Regions from separate parts of the Homo sapiens genome. Here region 1 is linked to region 2. The links are chromatin contacts, found by Hi-C or POLR2A ChIA-PET in ENCODE. All regions are on one chromosome and are shown on one strand. Each heading gives the region's core, a stretch centred on a gene start or an enhancer-like site at or near the end of the contact. The rest is flanking DNA. Distances are from core to core; before and after follow the strand shown. Region 1 holds the start of HMG20A (high mobility group 20A). Region 2 holds the start of ADPGK (ADP dependent glucokinase).

Evidence for each region. Hi-C counts contacts between places; a loop is a spot of excess contacts on that map. ChIA-PET counts read pairs that join two places held with the same protein, here RNA polymerase II (POLR2A). Pooled maps may share reads with other maps.
Region 1: a loop to region 2 is called in a map of CD8-positive, alpha-beta T cell, with 14 times the contacts of the local background. The contact joins the promoter of HMG20A here to the promoter of ADPGK in region 2. A Hi-C loop is called at or near these places in 1 of 168 maps with a recorded cell type or tissue (CD8-positive, alpha-beta T cell) and 6 of 50 pooled maps. POLR2A ChIA-PET finds 5 or more read pairs at or near these places in 1 of 52 experiments (T-cell).

Annotation. Positions count from the first base shown.
Region 1 is chr15:77,419,578-77,422,348 of GRCh38, reverse strand. It overlaps HMG20A (high mobility group 20A), which reads right to left and starts at 1,461. Exons shown (of 10, transcript NM_001304504.2): 1 at 1,345-1,461. It overlaps PEAK1 (pseudopodium enriched atypical kinase 1), which reads left to right and starts at 2,245. Exons shown (of 10, transcript NM_001385026.1): 1 at 2,245-2,343. RefSeq lists enhancers at 960-1,009, 1,400-1,449 and silencers at 1,900-2,219, 2,470-2,639, 2,650-2,771.
Region 2 is chr15:72,782,409-72,785,108 of GRCh38, reverse strand. It overlaps ADPGK (ADP dependent glucokinase), which reads left to right and starts at 1,351. Exons shown (of 7, transcript NM_001365225.1): 1 at 1,351-1,650. The coding sequence starts at 1,418. ADPGK-AS1 (ADPGK antisense RNA 1) reads right to left here and starts at 2,274. Exons shown (of 3, transcript NR_040107.1): 1 at 1-2,274. RefSeq lists enhancers at 826-1,035, 1,086-1,145, 1,906-1,975 and a silencer at 1,196-1,655.

The DNA of each region.
Region 1 (2,771 bases), core at 212-2,711, 4.6 Mb before region 2:
AACAGCTTTTTAAAAAAACTATTATAGAATTAAAATAATCGCAGAGTCTGAGGCTAGATTAAGTACAATCCCAAAAGAAAAAGTACACAGGCCTTATTACTTCAAAAATTCTTGCAAGACAATACAGTTCTAGGTTCACTGATATATATACTAAAATTACTAACATTCAGATTTCACAAAGTAAGCTTCAAATAGATTGATTCCTTCAATACACAGACACACACCCTTCTAAGTATTGTGTTATCTGACAACAGAACCAAGGAATCAAAATTATTGAGTGTTTATTACCGCCTCACATATAGTTTATTAAAAATGAGCTACTGAAAACCAGAAAGTTCTTATTGACCTTTTGTCCTTTGTGAGCCAACTTTTTCCTGTTTAGAATCTGAGCTGAGTCTCATGACCCTTGCTTTATACTTTAAAACCACAAAGAACAGATACCATTTAAAAATCAGTGATGAATTAAATTACAAAGGAGGAAAATGTAATAAAATACAACTTTCAAAAATGTTACGTGTAAGCTACACATAAGAATTTTTAAGGCTGAAGAAGCTGTTCTCAGGCACAGGGCAAAACCTGTAGCCCAAAATCAACAGTCCTAATAATTTAAGATGTCAATTTTATCAGTTAAGGTAACCTCAAATTTGAGTACTTCAGTGTGATACTTTCATTCTGCTAAGATGAAAATGCCCCAGATTTTATGTAAAATATTCAGTCCCCTAAATAAAAAGTTATCTCCTTAAAAGAGAAGCTAGATTTCCTGTTGCATGTCAAGGCAGAGGGCACCACACTTCACCCAGCCAAGGCTGGACTTGAGTAGGGGTGCAGGTGTTGGCAATTCATCAGTCACACAAGCTATGTCGTCTTGCAAAGGTGCATAGAGATTTTTAACAAGGGCTTTCGAATTCTTTGAAGAAAACACAGACAATTTTGCTGGGGAGGAAATGCTCCATATTCCACGTGGAAGCAAACTCATAAATTCTGACTGCAGGTTGGTGTTCAGCACAACTTGGAATAATCTAACTTTTCACATAAAACACAATCCCCAAGCTGCAAGATAATGTCTCCGCGAATGGCACCAAGCACCACCTTTTCAAGCCCTCATCAGCACTGGAAGTGGGTCGGACACCCCCAAACCATCACCACCCCCCCACAGGAAGTGAGGGTGTCCCCCCTCCCCAGGACGGCCTTCCTCCCCTCCCCCAACCGGAAGTTGAGGCGCCCCCATTCAGCCGGCCTCCAACTGAGACAAACCAGTACCACCACCACCAAAAGAGGGGTGATCTTCAAGGGGTGAAGGGCATCTCGACTGGGGCCACCCCCAAGCTCGCCTTGCTTACTGACCTGCTGACGACAGGGGCAGGAAGGGGCCTAGGGCCAAAAGAAAGTCCCTTCCACAGAGGACAATTCCCTCAGCCCCTCTCAATCGCCTTCACTTCACGCACTCGTCGTCTCACAGCTGGACAAAAATTCTTCCGCAGCACTTTATTTTGGTGTCCTTTCCTTTTCTTTACCTAATCTCTTAACCACCTTTCCACAGGTAACTCCTCTTACCGCATAGCATTTACAATTGCTCCGGTGAGAAGAAAAATGAAATATTTTCCACGGTACCTTCACAAAAATGAAGGGATTATTTTGCCCCAATGCGGCGAAGGACTACGTGGTTACGCAAGGTGAGCCTTATTTTCGTGGAGGTTTCTGGGAGATGTAGTTTTTTTTTTTTTATTGCGAAGGCCCGCAGAAAGTAGAAGAACTGAAATTGGTCATGACTACATATTAGCGTCCTCGAAAACATATTCTGTATTCGATGACGGCTGACCTAGCGGGCCCCGACGCCCAAATGGGCCCAGACTCCCCTGGTCTTTTCCTCTGCGGCTTAATCGAACCCAAATTTTCCCTCACGCGGGCCCAAGGTCTCGGCAGCCCCGCCCCTTGTCTTAGCCCCGCCCTCCGCAGCCAATCAGGCACCCTTTAGGTCTCGTCCTCTGGAGGTTGGAAGGCAGAGAGGAGGGGCCTGGCGGTGACTCCTCCCGCTGGGGCTGAGGGAGACCTGGGAGACGACCGGGGCCCGTGAGCGCGCGCGTGCTCACGGCTCCAGGAGCGCGGCGAGCGGGCGAGGGCGCGCGCGGAGGGGCGGCGCGCGGGGCCGAGAGGAGGCGGGCAGGCTGGTGGGCTGGGCGGGCGGCGAGCGGCCGGGAGCGCGCGGTGGACTCGGCCGCGGCGAGTAGTTAGTTAGTTGTTGTTAGTCAGTGTCAGTTGCTCGGCGGCGGCGGCCGTGGTCACCAGGAAGGGGACGGGACGGACGGTGATGGTGGTCGCCGCGGCGGCGTGTGCGCCCCTCAGGTAACAGCGGCCCGGCTGTCCGCGTCCGCTCGGTTGTCTTCTACTCACGCGCCGTCTGTGGGACCAGGGTTGCCGCGGGTTGAGGGCGCTGACCCGGGGGAATCCGGGCGGGGCGGCGCGGGTTCTGGGTGGCGGCGCGGGTTCTGGGTGGCGCCGCCGCCGGGGCTCTGGCGGCCGGTGCGTCCCGCCCGGCGCGGGCTCTAGCTCCCCGGCCACCCCCGCGCCCCGCCGGTGCCGCGCGCCCCCTGCCGCCCCTGCCCCCTCCCTCGGCGGCGGCCCCGGGAGCGCGACGCCCCCCAGAGGAAGGAAAGTTGGGACCTGCCGCGAGGGACGCCCCCGGGCGCGGCTGGGAGGTTGCGGGGGAAAGTGAAGCCTGGAGGAGCTGGACGCGGGGAGGCCGGGGCAGGAGGGGCTTCTCTGGCTCCTGC
Region 2 (2,700 bases), core at 102-2,601:
AATGATCGCTGGACAGTCAGCAGACTCGCTGTTTTCAGGTCAGCTGCTGGCTCAGTCCCCTCTGGGTGCCAGGGAAACCTGACAGCTGAGGGTTGTGAGAAGAAGCAGTTTCTCTAGGAACTGACTGACATGTCTCCCTAAGGAGAGAGAAGTGACAGGCAACTCTAGGGAAGATGGCTTTCATGGCTTCATAAAGATCTGACTGGCTCTTTGGCTTCTTTTCCAAGGTAGCCCAAATCTGTTCCTGTGTGAATATCTTTGTCGAAAGGGATGGCATGGTCAGGTAGGCTGGGTAGGATGAACTGCGGGAAGGTAGATGACCAGGATGGGGAAGTTCTGATGAGGTGGGGCTGAGGAGAATGAAGACTAATGCCCAAGATCAAAGTTAGGGAAATAAAGTTTCGCTGCCAAGTCCAAAGGTCAGGGTCACAGTGGAAAACTGGACACAAAGCCAAGGTCAGGAGCCGAGAGAATTGGAAAAGTGGAAACAAACCAGGGAACAAGACTAGGCCGGGCATTGTGGCTGATGAGAATGAGCTGGTACCCAGCCTAGCTTCACTGTCTCTCAACCTAGCCTCATGCACAGAAAAGTATCAGCGAAGAGAGGGCTGGGTTTAAGTGATGTCACCAAGGGGGAACAAAAGAAAGCAGCGTTTCTCAACCCAGGTCCATAACTCTCGTGTTGTGCACAAGATTGTGTACATTTTCCAGAGTTTGTTAAAGGGAACAGCGCCCCCAAAAGGGTTAAAGTTTGATTGTGGAATAATCTGGTTATCCAGAAGAGAACGATCTCTGCGGGCTCTCCTGTCTCGACGAAGTCCTTTAGTGGCTGAGGGTCTCGGCCACCTTCCAAAGGGGCGGAATCCCCCTGCCTCGCGTACCCCAGGGGTCTCGGCAGCGCCGCTATTCTGTGAGCCTATTCCTCTCAGAAGCGCCGAGCACTAGGCCTGGAAGAGGACAAGTCTAGCAAATGAGGGGACACGGGCGGAGGGAGGGATTAAAAGATGGGGGTGTGATCCGTGCCAATGGGGACACCCACTGGTTCGAATATTAACGCGAGGTTTGTCCGCTTCTTCACAATCTGTCCGTTTCGTTTTACTGCGAAAGCAAATGTGTTCCCATCCCTCTATTTGGGGATACGATTAGAGTTCCGGGAAGGGGGTGCAGCGCCCGGACTGGCACAACCGCCGTTGTCCCACCTCCTCCGGGGCGGCAACACCGCAGTGCCAGGCCTGGGACTGAGGCGTGGGGTCCCCCCTCGCTCCGTCCTGGCGCCGCCCGTCGCCCCGCCCCTTGGGGGGCCCCGTGGCGCACCCTTGTGACGTAGCGCTTGTGTCGACATCGGCGCGCGCCGAGCCCGGAAGAGGCGCGGGCTAGGAAAGGAGTTGGTTCGCGCAGGTGCGGCGCCTGGGTCCCCATGGCGCTGTGGCGCGGCTCCGCGTACGCGGGCTTCCTGGCGCTGGCCGTGGGCTGCGTCTTCCTGCTGGAGCCAGAGCTGCCAGGCTCGGCGCTGCGCTCTCTCTGGAGCTCGCTGTGTCTGGGGCCCGCGCCTGCGCCCCCGGGACCCGTCTCCCCCGAGGGCCGGTTGGCGGCAGCCTGGGACGCGCTTATCGTGCGGCCAGTCCGGCGCTGGCGCCGCGTGGCAGTGGGGTGAGTGCCAACGGGGCCTGGGTCTCTGAGCCTCCGAGGTCGGCCTTGGAGGTCGGGCGGAGCCGCGCAGAAACAGGGCTTCTCAGAGGTCCCCGGGAGGCGCTGCTGTCCGCGCTGGCCCCTTGGCGAGAAGTGTCGGACGTCTGAGTGGAACCCGGTTCGTCACCGCTGCTCTTTCCACTCGGCTGGCCTCTGCGCCTTTCTCTCATCCCGGTAGGACCAGCCCTAACAGCTTCTTGCTAATCCCGCTTTGTCTGACACCTTTCTCCGAGCCTTCTTCCTCGTTCCAACTTTTAGCCCCTTCTCTTCTGGCGACTGTTGTTTTGCAATCAAAGATACTTGACCTTACCCACTATGACAACACTCTTCCTCTTTCTTCTGAACTTCTTGAAGACGCGTGATGTCTGCCTTTACCCACTTTCGAAACGCCGTGTAGTCTAGAAACCACACGACTGTACTGCAACTCCTCTCAGATTTGCCTTTTTGAATCTTCATTATCTACTCTGCAGCCTTCCACGCATTGAACACGCCCTTCTCCGTGAAATTCTTTTCTTCCCCTGACTTCAGTGACACTGCATATTTAAGGTTCTTCCAAATGACACTACCTCCTTTCTTTGTACTTTTCCTTGGGAATGTAATTATTTTCTTTATAGTATTGATACTGTAAACACTAACTTTAGTCCCTGTCTCAGTTCGATTTGACTTTCTTGCCGTAATCTCAGAGTTATGTATAACCACCACATAAAAGCAGGCCCTCTACCATGTAGCTCACTACTTTCTGTGGAGTGTTGGGGCCGGGAGGGGTAAAGTAGAGCAAACTTGGCCTGAAGATTAAATGACATCATTCATGTAATCTCTCTAGCATAGTGCCTGCTTTAAAAAGCATTCGATATTAGCTATAATTTTGGGGTTTTTTTTTTTTTTTTTTTTTGGACACAGGGTCTCTCTCTCTGTCGCCTAGGCTGGAGTGCAGTGGTGCAATCACTGCTCACTGCAGCCTCGAACTCCCGAGCTCAAGAGATCCTTCTGCCTCAGCCTCTGGAGTAGCTG